2 separate regions of the Homo sapiens genome follow, and region 1 is linked to region 2. The links are chromatin loops, found by intact Hi-C in ENCODE. Cell type or tissue: Calu3. All regions are shown on one strand.

Region 1 (8,000 bases), 210 kb before region 2:
AACATAAGGTTATAATGATCTTTGTATAACAGTGTTCATAGCAGTTTCATTAAAAAAAACAAAAATAGAAAACAAATGTCTGTCGATAGAAGAATGGATGAAAAATTCCTGGTATATTGATATAATGGCATACTACTCAATAGCAAAAAAGGAAAGACTACTGATATATTCAACAACAGGCACACAAACGTGTTATGTTGAGAAACTGGACACAAAAGAGTCAATATTGTACAATTCCATTTGAGTGAGATTGTAGAATAACAAAACTAATCTAGGTGATAGAAATCAGGTCAGCGGCTGTTTCTAGGGTGAGGAGGTTGACTTAGAAGGATTCTTGGGTTCAAAAAATGTGATATGCCCTTACACGTATTTGTTAGACATTATGCTTGAAATCTGACATTCACTGTGTGTAAATTACATCCTAACAAAAATTAATATCCATAGTTGTTTTTCTACCTGCAATTGGCTTACATTGGAACCTATATTGGAAGAATTATTAGAGCTTCTGCCATCTACATTTTTTCTTCACTCTTTGGTTAATTGATGGTTTGAAAGATTTCTCCCTTTTTTCTCTGCATGTGTAATGCTTTTTGTTTTCAATGTTTTAGGGGGTGATACTGCTGTGGGCTTTTCTATTGAAGAGAATATAAACTTTTATCAGGTATATTTCACAAAAGTTTTGAATTAAAAAATTAGTTGGGTTTACTCCGAAACACAAGAGTAATATTAATGTTTTAATCATGAAGTGGAACAGAAACCATGAAACTCACCTAGCAAAAGAGGCTTGCTGCCCAATGCACTGGAAGCCAATACTATGACACTAGATTTTGAGGCGAAAAAAAAAAAAAACAGCTCTTTATTGCAAGTTGACTCACAAAGAGATAGGAATCAAGCTCAAATCTTTCTGCCTGTGCTGGCTTCAAGGCAATATTTTTTATTAGAAAATTTTCTGAGGTGGATTCTGAGATTAGCAGGTGATTTGTGGAAGGAAAGGAGAGGTCTGGAGAGTCCTTGAGCATGCGCAGTTATCTCTTTATGCTACCTCATGGATTGCATGTGCAAATTCAGGGGGAGTTAGCATAAAGCATGCTGTGGCAATTCAGATTGTGATGTTAGTAAGCTCACTTTGCACAGGCTCCAGTCAGCCATATTGGTTTCAACCTATTTCAGCCAGTTTTATCTTGATCTCACAAGTGGAGGGAGTTTCAGTGCTGTCTCCTTTATCGATTATCCTGCAAGCTCAAAAATATGTTAGTCATTAGTTTCTTACTCTTTGAGGAACAGTTTCAGTTTCAATTTTACAGCAAATTGTTTCATTTCTTATTTGCTATCCTTTAAGCCCAAGAATTTGGTATTTGATTGCTTAAACTCTTTAGGACACAGATTTTCAAAACAACCTAACCATCCTTAAACTATTCAGATGTATCCAGATGTATCCAAGGTTCTCGTAAATATTAAATGTAGCTTGCATGCTTTTTTTTTTTTGAGACTGAGTCTCGCTCTGTCAGCAGGCTGGAGTGCAGTGGCATGATCTCGGCTCACTGCAACCTCTGCCTCCCAGGTTCAAGTGATTCTCCTGCCTCAGCCTCCCGAGTAGCTGGGATTACAGGCACCTGTCACAACGCCCAGCTAATTTTTGTATTTTTGGTAAAGATGGGGTTTCACCATGTTGGCTAGGATAGTCTCGATCTGACTTCATGATCCGTCTGCCTCGGCCTCCCAAAATGCTGGGAATACAGTCATGAGCCACCGCGCCCAGCCGCGTGCTTTTTTTTTTTTTTTATATCTCCTCCCATCTTCACCATAAGAGTCTCTCTCCTAATATTATCCGTAAATACGTTTTCTCTTCTTAACATTTTGATCAACTGCTTTAGCGTTTTAGTCTATTCTTCCCTCAATTTTCTGTGAGTTTAGCCCAGAAGGCATAACACTACCACCTTTTACTCAAGTAGCTATATTTGGGATATAAGTCCTTATATATGTTTTAACCTTCAGACATTCTAGATGTTAATGATATACTGTATAGGAGATTTCTTCTTCATTCAAAAAGTTCTGGTTATTAGGGAGAATGGAATGAAATGGTCTTTATCCTTTAAGCCCAATTTTAACACTAAAATTATCTTTTTTCAAGAATCTTACAACTTGAAATGCCATAGATCAGGTACATTAGAAATATAAAACTACTAGAATTGTTTAACATTAACAAATCTGTAGGTATTAAATTAGCACTGAGCAACAGTAAGAATAAAAATGAATTGTTATTCATGGTAATATACAAACAAACAGTTCCCTGGTTTGTGTTCTCAAGGATCTGATCCTGTAAGAAGGACTTAAGTGAAAGTAGTTAATTTTTTGAGGTGATTTCGGGAAGGAACAGGGAGGAAAGAAAGAATAGAAGCCAATAGACATGCACAATCAAACCAGTTATAACCGTGCCAAGTGGAGCTCCATCCCACTGGGGGACTTGGGGAGCCAGCGTAGAATGTGACTCTGAAATATCCCAACCCAGCTGTACTCTCTAGAAACTCAGTGAGAAAAATGTCCTAGAAGTTAGGACATCACACTTTTCGTATTCATGTCACAAATTCGCTAGTAATGTCACAAATTCTAGTTACATTACAAATTATCTTCCTAGTTAAATCCCAAATTCCCTGCCCAGAAGCTCATTCAATCCATAGAATATGGTTTCCTCATATATCGAGAGATGACTGTTTTAAAAATGAATCTAGGGTCCATTCCAGCTATAATTATAAATGTATGCTTACTATGGTTGGAGTTTAAATGTGAGATAAAGCAATCCAAACTTAAATCACCAAAAGTGTGCATTGTATATAAACACTTTATGATTAAAACATGTATTAACTAATAATTTTTAATAAATTAGCTTTTTCTTAGTGATTCTATCACTGTCTGATATAAAGCTTGTTGATCATTAAATATGAAGCCCAAAAAGGAGACACTAAAATTACCTTTTTTCAAGAATCTTACAACTTGAAATGCCATAGATTGGGTAGATTAGAAACACAAAACTACTAGAATTTTTTAACATCAACAAATCTGTATGTATTAAATTAACACTGAGCAAGAGTAAGAATAAAAATGAATTGTTATTCATGGTAATATACAAACAAACAATTCCCTGGTTTGTGTTCTCAAGCATCTGATCCTATAAGAAGGACTTAAGTGAAAGTAGTTAATTTTTTGAGGTGATTTCAGGAGGGAGCAGGGAGGAAAGAAAGAATAGAAGCCAATATACATGCACAATCAAGCCAGTTATAACTGTGCCAAGTGGAGCTCCATCCCACTGGGGGACTTGGGGGGCCAGCGTAGAATGTGACTCTGAAATATCCCAACCCAGGTGCAAGGCAGCAGTGTAGTTATCCTTTTACTTGCCTTAGTCATTGTTTGAGATCAGATTTCCAAGGCACTTACTCTTCATCATTTCCAGCTTGCCCTGTGCTTGGTGTGAACATGCTCTTGTGGCCAGAAAGCAGCCCCACAGACGGAGATTGTCAGGGCTCCCTAGTGCTCTGCCTTCTGTGGGTAGAGGTGACTGCTAAGATATGGGTGTGCACCAACAGCTACATCAGTGTAGGTTGAGTCCATGGCAAAAATCTTGGATCAGCAGGGATTTCAACTACATAAATTGATTTTTAAAAAAGAGGTAAGAGTTGATTTTTAGCAAAGAATTTAAATCTAGTCATGGGTGAAGTTTGAAGTATCTTAATACCCTCGTTACTGCAAAATGCCAACTCCGGTATATTAGACTGGACTCAATTTAAATTTCTCCCCTCTCAGTTGAAAAAATACTGATCAGAAAAATCCAGTTCATTTTTTTAAAGTCACATGGCAAGATATTATCTGAGCTAAACCTAGAATCCATTTTTTTTAACTCCTGGGTTAGAATTTTATATTTTATATCACAAACACAAGTAGTGTTCAAAGTGTGATATTCAAAGGAGTAGCATCAGCATCACCAGGAAAATTGTTAGAAATGAAAATTCTGGTCCCACTCTGGAACTACCAAATCAGAAACTCCTCGAATTGGTCCAACTTATGTGTTTTAACAAGTTTTCAAGGTAATTCTGATGAATGGTGAAGATTTAGAACCACAGGCACCTGATATTAAGATTGTATCTACACCTAAATAGGAAATGGCATTTACCCCACTTTTTATTACAATGTCAAAAAATTATGCTAGGTACATTTAAAAATATTATATACTGTGTTTTTCCTTTCTGGCTGAATTTTAGTTGATTTATCTGTTTTTAAAGTATTAAATAAGTTACTTAAGTTAAACAACTGGCTTGACTACTTTTTGAAGGAATGGACATGTGCATAATACATGTTTTAGCAATATATATTTTATCCAAGTGTTTTCGTTTGTAGGTCAAAATGTTAAAGAAGTTCTCACATAAAATAATCCAATTTGGAAGCAACTCAACAAACTGTATTAAAATATAAAGAAACTATATTTAAAGTTTGTGTGACTTTCTAAAACCATTTTTTCTCTCCAGGCCTGAGTTTCCTCACCTAAAAACAAAAAGAATTGAACTAGATTTTTTGGAATTCTGATCAGTTCCATATTTCTGTGCTGTAATGACAAGTTGTGGCCGAATGATGAACTAGTTCTATGTAGACACGGCCCTCCATATCATATTTCTGGCTGTATTTTCAGATTTTTTTTAAAGAAAAAAACCCAGCAATTTATATAATCTGGGGTTTGAATGATAGAAAAATTTATCCTTTATACAGAAACTGTTGTCCAAAAGTCTTTAATTGAAGCTGATCTATTTTTTTTTTTTTAATTTTGCTGTCCTCTGGTTCTGAGAAGGTAAAATATGTGACACTGGCACTCCCCAAGATTTTTTAGGGCTGAGTCATCCTCTCAGAACCAGGGCTTCCTGGCAGGGCAGGTGTAAGCATCAGAAAGCTGAAAGGTTAGAGGATTCTCTCAACCTATTTTTGGCTCTCTTCATTGCTGGCCTTGGCAACTCCTTTTCTGACCTATCAGAGCTTATCTTTGCATAGATGTTTCTAATATTTTCCAAGATGCATCTTCAGTACATTACACAATGTTCTCTTCCTAATAGTGTGAGTCACCCATATTGGCTTTAGGAGGTCCATTGCTTGTAAATAAGCCATAATCAGCATAGTTTCCAACTGATGCACTACAGCTCATTTCTCCCCCACAGTGAAGGAAGTAGCTTTGAAAAGGACAGAATCACTCTTATTCCCCTAATGTGCCATCACTGCACAACTGCAGGGTAAGCCAGTAGTCAGTTCTGAGGCTTTGTGTCAGCAATCAAACTCATTTGGTGACACATTAAGTATTATCAGGACACTCAGAGAAAAGAATGCACAGGCAAACCAAAAGAGAGTATGCATAGTGGCAACCTATAAATGTGTCTAATTCCATATTTTAAGTACTCACTAAGTGTTTTGTAGACAAAAAGTGCTACCAAATTGTAAGAATGTAATTTCAATAAGTGATCACCATGATCAAAGCCTGAATCTTTAGTTTTGCTGAATGTCTGAGACACTTCCAAGAGTACCATCAGGATTTCATTGACAGAAGAGCCTGTGAGGCCAGAGACGCTCTATTTCAGGTGGCAGGGCCATTTCAAGCCCACTCAGATCTTCTCTGACATATATTAAGAGGCAGCATAGAGTTGACAGGTAAAATATTTATTTTATTTTTAATGTGGTAACACTGATACAAGTCATTGTCTCCTTACTTGAACTGAGAGAAGAGAGCTGAAGAAAGAAAGCAACCACATCTTAACCTGAAAAAGTCATTTGTGTGGAAATAGAAATTTTATTTAAAAAAATTTTCAGATTATGTATTTTCTCACCATATGAGGTAAACATTACCTTCATTTGACAGATAAAGAGAAAGAAGCACTGACTGATTTCACATAGGCTCATGTGCAGTCACAGCAGAAATGGTGCTCCTGGCTCCTCATGACAAGAAAGTGAGGATTGCACTCAGCATGGCTCTCCAAAATCAATTTAGAAGATGGTGGATGGGGCTCCTATCTGTCCAGAATCCAATGTTTCTCCACCAAGAAAACAGGACCCCATACTTGTTATGGAAAGTCATCTTTATCTTATCATTGTGCTCTAAGTTTAGATGGCACTTTTACTTAACTACCAACTCCAGAGTTGGTTGTTACTGGATTAATGTATCAACATATCCCAACACAATGGTCACAATAAGTGATGCAGAGGATGCTCATGATCAAACTGCTCCATACAGAGTAAACTTCACAACTTTTCCTGAACTAGATACAAGAAAGCACCTATGCCTGGGAGCTATTGACAGCCATATTGAAACTACAAAGAGAAAGCCCACAGAAGATGGAAGAAGAGGAATTGGAAATGAGTAATGTGAAGAGGGAAACTAAGTACCATTCTCACTGTTGGAGGGCTCAGTTGGTCTTGGATATGTTTGCCTTCATTTTTGCTGGTCTACCTTCTCACTTTCATCACAGTTTCCATTTATTGCATTCTTTTACTGTAAGCCTTTTAAAAATGTAATTTGCAATTCGGTCTCAGTTTACTTCCTTGTTTCCATTTTTTGTGATGATAACCCCAGAATATCTGAATACAAAAATCTATAAGAAGCACAGAAAACAGTCTTGTTTAGAGAACACAGAGATGCAGGTTTTGTTTTTAGAGAAAGACAGCCACTGAGAGGCCAGCTCATTGACAATTCAAGTTTACCTTAACATCTAGCACAATCTCCATTTCAAAGTCTTTCTCCAGATTACTGTTTGTTCTTCTTCAAGAATTGTTTCCTGGTTGATGCCAGTTTCAATGACCTCTTAGTCAAACAGCCCCTATTACTGCATGACCTGATATAGGAGGAGTTGACTTAGGGTCAAACTGAAGATGTTCAACTGAAGGTGTTTCAGTCTGACACAGGAGGCAACTGCTGTTTTCTGAAATAACTGAATATGCAGCCATGACTGCCCCACATTTCTGGCTAGTTACAGTCAAATGTCCTTTTCTTTGACTGGATAAATGCCTGGGCCAAAAATAAAAATCAAGCTAATGTTGACAGCAGAGTAAGATGGTATGCATATGAAAAAATTGTGTTGGTTTTTATTTCTGTTATGAAAGCAAATTTATTAAATAAATTGAAGACTTTTTATCCTGAACACTCATGCTTAGATAAAAGTTGCATTTGGATTTTAAGTGATCATACCTCTCTTTGAGCTCTTAAACATTGTCACTAGATTCACATATTTTCTCTTGCAAGTTCGTATGATTTGCATTATTTAAACTTGCAAAGTTCATCAGTCCAGAGTTTTACTTATTTTATATCCTCTGCAGGTTATAGTACAGGTTTATGCCTGGTAAAAATGGACAAAAACATCAATCATTGTGGTTGAACACCTGAATGTAAATTGTTACCCTGAGCTCTTACCTTATTTACTTTGTTATCTATAAAATGGGGATAACAGTGACAGTCTTACACCACACTGAGTAGCTAAGTGAGTTTTATACAATGATACATATGAGCTGTGCTTCAGTGCCCATAGCACACATTCATAAACTCTCTAGTTGTAGCCTTGCTAATTATCTTTGGGCTATTTTGTACCTCTTGTAAATTGTAGGTAACTGATAAATTGGCAAACTATCTTTTCCAACAGAGTTTTCATTGACTTCTTTCCTGCCCTAGAAAAAACAGTTTTGCATCCATGTGTAATTTAGTATAAATCTATGCTTTCTTTGACTTTTTCTTTGAACAAGTTATAGCATCTGACTGATTCTCTCATATGAGAAACATCAAATATTTAACACATGTTCATTTTTCCATCTATAAGAGAGTCATTATCTCATCTTTTTGAAATTTATCTTTTAACAGTTTGGAGATCTTCCACCAATATGCCCAGTGGATTCTCCCACCAGGGCCAGGTAACCTTCCTCACCAGAGGTGAGCATCTTGGGAAAAAGTACATCCTGTCTTTGCCCCCAGAGGTGACTTCAAAGAG
Region 2 (8,000 bases):
GATTGATTTTTTTTAATCTTAGAATTTGAGGTATGAAATAAACTTTTACTGTTATTTTACAAATTGGCATTTATAATTTTTGTCACTGTACAACTGGCTAAAATGATATTTATATAAGCCCGAATTTTAGAATTCTGTTTTATGACAACTATTAAGTCTGTATACAAATTGATACAACTTAGAAAATCAAGGTATCAAATGTCATGCTGTGTCTCAAATGTAATGCATCCAGTAAGTCAAATTTGTATAATATCTAATTGTGTGATGGCTAAGCTAAAAGCCTAGACTTCACTGTTACACAGTATATCCACATATCAAAACTGCGCTCCTATCCCCTAAATTTATACTGAGAGCTATGTAAACATGTCAACCATCTCGTATTATCATCATGTGTTATGTTGCTTGTATTTTAAGATGAGCATCTTAACTTGTGTTTCCTATAAAGTAGTGCCTCAGTCAAGGAAGGACCTTTGTTCAAGTGGTTCATTTAGTAGATAACCCAGGGAGTAAGAGTAAAGAATCAGGGATCATTAGTCAAGGACAGTGGGAAAGCCAATGCAAGTGGATTAGTGCTTTTAAGTTGACCATTATGAACCACAGGGGCTGGGACCACCTGTAAAACATACAGTATAGTTCCTAAATTTTTGCCCCTTGAACGATAGGAGGTGGGAGTTTTTTTGTCTGTTTTTTGTTTTACTTTTTTTTTCAATTATACTTTAAGTTCTAGGGTACATGTGCTCAACGACAACGTGAAGGTTTGTTACATATGTATACATGTGCCATGTTGGTGTGCTGCACCCAACTCGTCATTTATGTTAGGTATTTCTCTTAATGCTATTCTTCCCCCTTCCCCCTACCCCATGACAGGCCCCAGTGTGTGATGTTCCCCGCCCTGGGTCCATGTGTTCTCATTGTTCAATTCCCAGCTATGAGTGAGATCACGCGGTGTTTGGTTTTCTGTCCTTGTGATAGTTTGCTGAGAATGATGGTTTCCAGCTTCATCCATGTCCCTACAAAGGACATGAACTCATCCTTTTTTATAGCTGCATAGTATTCCATGGTGTATATGTGCCACATTTTCTTAATCCAGTCTATCATTGATGGACATTTGGGTTGGTTCCACGTTTGCTATTGTGAATAGTGCCGCAATAAACATACGTGTGCATGTGTCTTTATAGTAGCATAATTTATAATCCTTTGGGTACATACCCAGTAATGGGATTGCTGGGTCAAATGGTGTTTCTAGTTGTAGATCCTTGACGAATTGCCACACTATCTTCCACAATGGTTGAACTAGTTTACACAGGAGGTGAGACTTTTTATATACCTATTAGTGATGGTTACCCTGGAAGAGGTACCCTTGCCCTTACAGGCTGAATGGGCTCCCATATCATAGGAAAAATTTGGAGGCAAAGGGCACCCTTGGGTATAAACCTTCATAGCAGAATGTGAATCTAAGCTAGCACAGTTACAATGGAAATCAACAGTAGGCTAAGAGTAACAGTATTACTAATTTTAAGTTGACATACAATTTTGACTCAAAAACTTGGAAAAAGAAATTATTTGTTAAAAAGTAGACAAATGATTAGAAAAGCCAATATTAGATTATCCTAAACTAATAAAATTAGAAAGGTTTTACACAAAACAGAGATTAGAATAGGAAAGACAACCTCCCAGACAGGACTTGCTCTTAAGGGGGATATAGTACCCCTCTGACTGTGAGCAAATTTACCCTGGCCAGGACCAGTTGAACTTAGTAAATTTAATTTTGGAAAAGCAAGAGGAGGATTAGCTGGTAAGAATCTGGAAAGAAATGAATGTGAATAGTCAAAGAAAAAGAGATGAAAGATAAACAAGAAAGAGAAAAAAGAAAAACATACACATGACAAGGAAACTTGGAAGTATTTAGGCACCAGCAGTAGAGACCTTGATCATATAGGTTTTGCCATCTCAAAGAAAAAAGAAAATAGTTTGGAAATGTAATGGAAAGTCATTGGGAGAGAGAAAGGAAGATTAAAACAGGAGGAAACAAAGGGAATTCACTCAGGGTAATGCTAAATAACAGTGTCTTGTTACAGATATCCTTATTAAAAGTTAGGGGTTGTGTCCAAATAAATATTAGGGTGTGGTATACAGGTTTTAATCAATCACAAATAACACTGATTTGATCATACAGTATGGTGAAAGTATTGAAATATTTCATGACATATTTTCATTGCATATTGAGTACAAAATATTCTATAGGTCTATTACAGAATTAATAAGACTGTTATGAAAATTAGGATACCTAGAATGTGTAATATATTGGCTATATGCCATTACAATCAACCAATAGTACACATACTACATATATTACACACACCCATGTATTTTGGCTTACATTAAATTTAAATGTGATTCATTTAGATATCAATAAGCTAACATATCTTAAATTTGGGGGGAAATTAGGCATTTTCTAAAATATGTAAAAATAATTTAATAAGTTTTAAAAGATAATGTTCACCATTACACTTAGTTACAAACTAATGATTATATGATGATAAAACATGCAAATTTTAAGTGAATGTGATTTTTTTCCTGTGATTGCCTTTTTCAAGGTACAATTTATGAATTAAATTTTCCAGACTAAAAGTGGTTCATTTTACAATGAAATTATCATTAATCATGGACTATATAAACCAGTCTTTTTGACTACAATTAGATATTAACTGAATATTGAGTATGAATCCTAAAGCTGACCCCATGAATACACATATTTCATTTCCTGTGGTTTGAGTCATAGCCACTTGTCAATACACATTGCAACCTTTTGCATTCTGAATAAATTTCCAGGTAAATATTTTAACTAGAAAGCACTCACATAATAAAGTACACCTCTCTGACTCTAAATGCAAATACAATCTCAATAGAAAAAAAGGTACCCTCGGGTAATTTAGCTGCTCTTTTGTCCTGTTCTCCAGTGAGTGCCAAAATATGGAAAAACGAGCAGTTCTCAATTCAACCCTTATGGAGGGTAAAACCAATGTAACGTTTCACTGCCCTCTACAGGATGCAAATGTAAGCTGTTTGGATGGAACTTTTCTTCTCATATGTATATAATTTTAAAATGAAACTCTCAAGAAAGGATCCAGAATTAAAAATAGCAGTGATAGAGCAAAGGGGGGGGATGCAAATTGAGTTTTCTGTAAAATTAATGAATTTGTGAAGACATACAGTACCCAGCAAGATTTCCCCAAACCGAAAATAAAGAGCAATAAAAATGCCACACGATGATAAGGTGGCAATAACACATGAGAGATTGTATGAAATGTTCAAATGAGAAAAACAGAGAAAAAAAAGTAAAGAGGAGAGAGGGAGGGAAATTGTTATTGGAGATGAATGGGTGTTATTGTTTGATCTCATTTTTTTATCCCTTTTTGTTTGTATAATTGCACTTGATTGCTAAAATGAAAAGTGTCTGTAAAGTGATGGATTAATTAAAAGAATATGCAACCACTTTTCCTTTCTTACAGAGAAAAAAAAGAGTTTTATCCTTATAAGATCCCATCCATAGCCTTCACTCTGAACTATAGCGGGTTTTGAAAGTCATTTACATAATAGCTAACAGAAATGTACTCAGCAAAACACCAGGCTTTCTAAACACAGGAGATAATTATGTTGGAAGAATGATATTCCATTGCCATCTCCATTTTCAAGATCCATTTATTTTTCCTGTACACAACAAAGAACAACCAAACACATATTAACATATATTGTGTAGCTGTGTGCCCTTAGAGTGACAAGATACAGGGAATTGGATTTGATGGGGCTAAGGCAGAGCAAAAACCAGAAAGGAAAGAAATACTGCATTCTATTCCTGGCATATATGTACCACCTGAATGGTATTTTTCATTATCTCCAGCACTGGGAACATTCTACTATTCTACTGGGAAGTCATAGCAGAAGAGATATAATTATCAGCAGAGTAATGGGGATGCTCTTGCTAATGGCCAGCTATTCAAATATCTCAATATAATCGTCTTGCCCAATCTCTCCCCATTGCATACTCTTCTGGAGAAACTCATCATTTTTTCCACTTACTCCAGCATAATGAATTCATTTTGCATTTTCTTTGTGAGAAATTAAGAGGAATCGCAATATAATGTGTTGACATTTGAAATTCTGCACAGAAAATTTTAGGCTGGCAATTTAGTTTAATCACAAGCTAGCAGGGAGAGGTTGTTTATTAAATTGGTTCCCAGTGTATAAAATGCGTATTTTCTTTGTAAACCTTTGCCTTTGTACCTTGGTTTGGACTTCTTTTTTTCCTATTTTTTAAAATAAATCTCAATTTTCTCAAAAGAAAAAATAATATACCCCCAAATGAAGCTCTGTGTTCTCTGAGCCTTTTTTATGGTCAAAATTCTTGACACTAAATATGAGCATTGAGTGAAAGACCCTTGAGAAAAGGTTAAAAAAATAAAATAAGTGAGAAGTTGCCTTTAAGAAAGGCCACCAAAGTGTGTTTTATTTTTCTGTGCCATTATGCCACTGGGTTGGCCACTGCTATAGGAAAAATTCTTTCTTATTATTACACTAAAGCTATTCTGTTTATTTGTTCAAATCTGAGTTTGGGTAAACATTTCCATATTTTCTGCCCCTTATGTTTTTGTTTTTTATAGAATTTTCATTAAATTGCTCTAATAAGACTTGTAAACAGCTAATAAAACAGTCTTTCCACTTTCTCTAGGGAATGTTACATTTCTGGGCAGGTGAGAACATGAACAAGTTATTAAAAAAAACTCCTATTGGAATCATTGACTTGGAAGATGATTTAGCTTTCCTTTTACATTAGAAACTTTGCTAAGGTCCAACATTCATAAAAAGAAGGTGGAGGAGAGCAAATCTGAGTGTGAAGCCTGTGTCATCAGTTGATGGGAAGCAAGAAGATGATAAAAGGGTGCCACATTTTGATGACCTTTCTAGCATGTCTCACATTCTTGCTTTACTTGATTCTTCTAAATTATTTTCATATTCAAACAAATATTGTGCTAACATAGCACCTAAAGTTTGTTAAAGAAGGCATTCGGGAAAATATATTCAGAGGGCATATTCACTCCTCTAATTTTCTCTAGTCGATTCTGACCAGAACCCAGATTAGAACTGTTGCATCCCTCCCTAAGTTTACCTGAGGCTTCTGGGAAGAGACGTGAGGAAAAGACAACTTGGCCTCGACTTTAAAAAGGGCAGTAAAAGTCATCTTTAGAAACTAGCATGCATCCAGCAGAATTACTCCAGATTCCGTAAGAGCCAAAGCCCTGCCACCTACTTAGTCTAATCTACCCCTACTTAATATCTTGCGGTTGGTACTGTATACTGAATTCCCTTCATTTCTTGCACTATGCCGCTATACTTGATTGCTAAGGGTATGCCTGGCCACTCCAAGTTCTTGGTTAAAATTAGTCTAGAATTTTACACTTTCATTGAATCACAACTTTTTTTCAATCTTTTTACATTAGAATTCCTTTGAATGTCATAATTCTTCTTTTGTAACTCTGTATATTATTATCAGTAATAAAAAACACTCTGATTATTTCTTTTTCTATTCTTTTTTCTTTTATTTTGAGGCAGAGTTTCACTCTTGTCACCCAGTCTGGAGTTCAATGGCTCAATCTTGGCTCACTGCAACCTCTGCCTCCAGGGTTCAAGGGATTCTCCTGTCTCAGCCTCCCAAGTAGCTGAGACTACAGGTACCTGCCACCATACCCAGCTAATTTTTGTATTTTTAGTAGAGATAGGGTTTCACCATGTTGGCCAGGCTGGTCTCGAACTCCTGACCTCTTGACCTACCCACCTAGGCCTCCCAAAGTGTTGGAATTACAGGCGTGAGCCAGTATACTTGGCCAATTATTTCAACTATTAAATAATTGTACTGCCATAACCATTACAATATGGAATTTGTCACTTTGTTTTGATTGATGCTCTCTTGGTCTAAAATACAGTGTTTTCTTTAAGAAAGATGGTTATATCTTTCAAAGTAAAGATCTTACATAAAGGGATAGTGTCTCAGTTTGTTACTAAAGATCTTTCATCAGCGAAAGGAAAGTGGAAAGAGAGTAAGGAGAAACCCACCACAACTCTCCCAAGTTGTGACTGTAAACTTGTTCTGTATGTGTTATATTAATAACATTGTGATGCATTGATGTTTTCAAACTCCAGTCAATAGCCTACTTTTTATTACTCACAGAGAAGTGAAAGGAAGCAGGGAACCAGTGAGTGATTGCAAAGTGTATATGTTTAAGAGCATGTTCATCAAAAAAGCAGCTCTGGGTTACGGTCTGAAAGGCATTATGTTATTAAACCAAGAACACTTGATCAGAAATCAGGAGCCTGAGTTCTAGTCTTAAATCTAGATTTAACTAACTTGCTATGTGGTTGGAAATTTGAATCAAAAAGGCCTTTAATTCAGCTAAAAAATGAGGGCGTTAGACTTGGTTTTGTGCCACACCACTTTCAGTTTGAAGCAATTATAATTACATTATTTAGACTGAAAGTAGCTTTCTGAAAACCAGGCTATTAATGAACAGTAGACATGAATTATTATCTATAGTAATTTTATTTGAAATAATTTGTTTTTAATAAGTTTTTGGTACCAAGTAAAGGGGAAATGTTATAATGTCTTAGGACTAGGTTTCAGAGAAGAAATATGGCAAATAGCATCAAGCAGCCCACTATGAAGAATTTGTGAAATGTCTAGTGCCTTAAATATCATGAAAGATAGAAAACATTCCAAAATACCTGAAATAGTCTCTTATTTATGCAGTCTCTTCTTTAGGGGAAGGCTCAAGTATAACCTTTTATAAAAGTATGATGCAATGAAGTGGCAAACAGTACAGTTCTATGAAGAAGTATGATAGAATTTCAGATAATGACATGAATGAAGCAGTCTTATAAGAACAGTTGGGCTCTGACAAAAGTTTTAGAATGATTGATGGTTTGAACACAAAAGAGGGAATTACTCAATTAAGGCAGAGAAGTTAGACAGGGCATTCTGTGCTAGACATCTTTTAGAAGCTATAGGCAGCTTCTCTAATGCTGTGTTGAGTGACAATGGGTTTGTGAAGAACAAGTCCAACACACAACTGGGAATCCTAAAGGGTTTCAACATATTTTGAAAGAATTTAATGACAATGAATACCAAAAGACACTATATTTATGGCTTACCAAAAATAGAGTGTCTATCAAGACAATCAAACCTGTAGACTTTCTTTTCCTAAAGACTTCTATGGAGCTCCTCTTTGGCATACAATAGAATGCACTTTCTTACATTAATTTCCAGGTACAGGTCTCTGACCAGGGCAATTATAGAGAAAATAGAAATTTATCTTAACATGCAGTTCCTAATAACTTCCCAGGGTGTAATTGCACTATAATAATTTCATTGTGTATTTAACTTAGGCAACATTTTTAAAGAAAACATGTGTTGATGTTAAACACACGTATAAATGTTTAGTTCTATGGAGTAAAGCAGAAAGGATGTTTTCTAAGAGTTTTGTGTGCTCTTTTAGAATTCTAGTAAACAATTATGGCAGGTGTCCATGAACGTCTTTGTTCATGTACCACAAAAAGACTTTTGAAAAACTATTTACCCTCTAACATATTTTTAACTTGACATCTAAAAGTTTTTATCATAAACTTATGACACAAGGATACAAAATAAATACATTATAAATGTTGACATTTAAATATAAAATTGTTAAATTATTCTATTAAGTGTATACAATGGAAGCTAAATACTATGATTTGAAAGTGACCATCATTATTAAAACAGTAGATGACAGGAAATTCCTTAATAATTTATCATTTTTATACTATGTCATCTTTTTGTTGAAAGAATTTAACTTTATCAATTGAAATAAATATACTCATACATATCTCAATCTCACAATATCTCATTCTGAATTTTAATTGAGATAGATTTGTTAACAGATAGATGACATATGATAGAGATAGATAGATAG

What was found. Hi-C counts contacts between places; a loop is a spot of excess contacts. Peaks named below come from ENCODE experiments on the same cell type or tissue, not always from the same donor. Only the 100,000 strongest peaks of a DNase experiment are listed, where the experiment ranks them.
Region 1: a loop joins it to region 2, with 2.3 times the contacts of the local background. A loop is called at or near these places in 3 of 110 quality-filtered maps.

Annotation. Positions count from the first base shown.
Region 1 is chr18:39,941,801-39,949,800 of GRCh38, forward strand. No RefSeq gene overlaps it. Among named protein-coding and RNA genes, the nearest start is that of LINC01901, 21 kb to the left of the region's middle. In Calu3, no CTCF peak of the experiment used is centred here; a DNase peak (open chromatin) is centred at 4,901.
Region 2 is chr18:40,156,570-40,164,569 of GRCh38, forward strand. No RefSeq gene overlaps it. Among named protein-coding and RNA genes, the nearest start is that of LINC01477, 94 kb to the left of the region's middle. In Calu3, a CTCF peak has its summit at 3,059 (motif pointing left); a DNase peak (open chromatin) is centred at 3,002.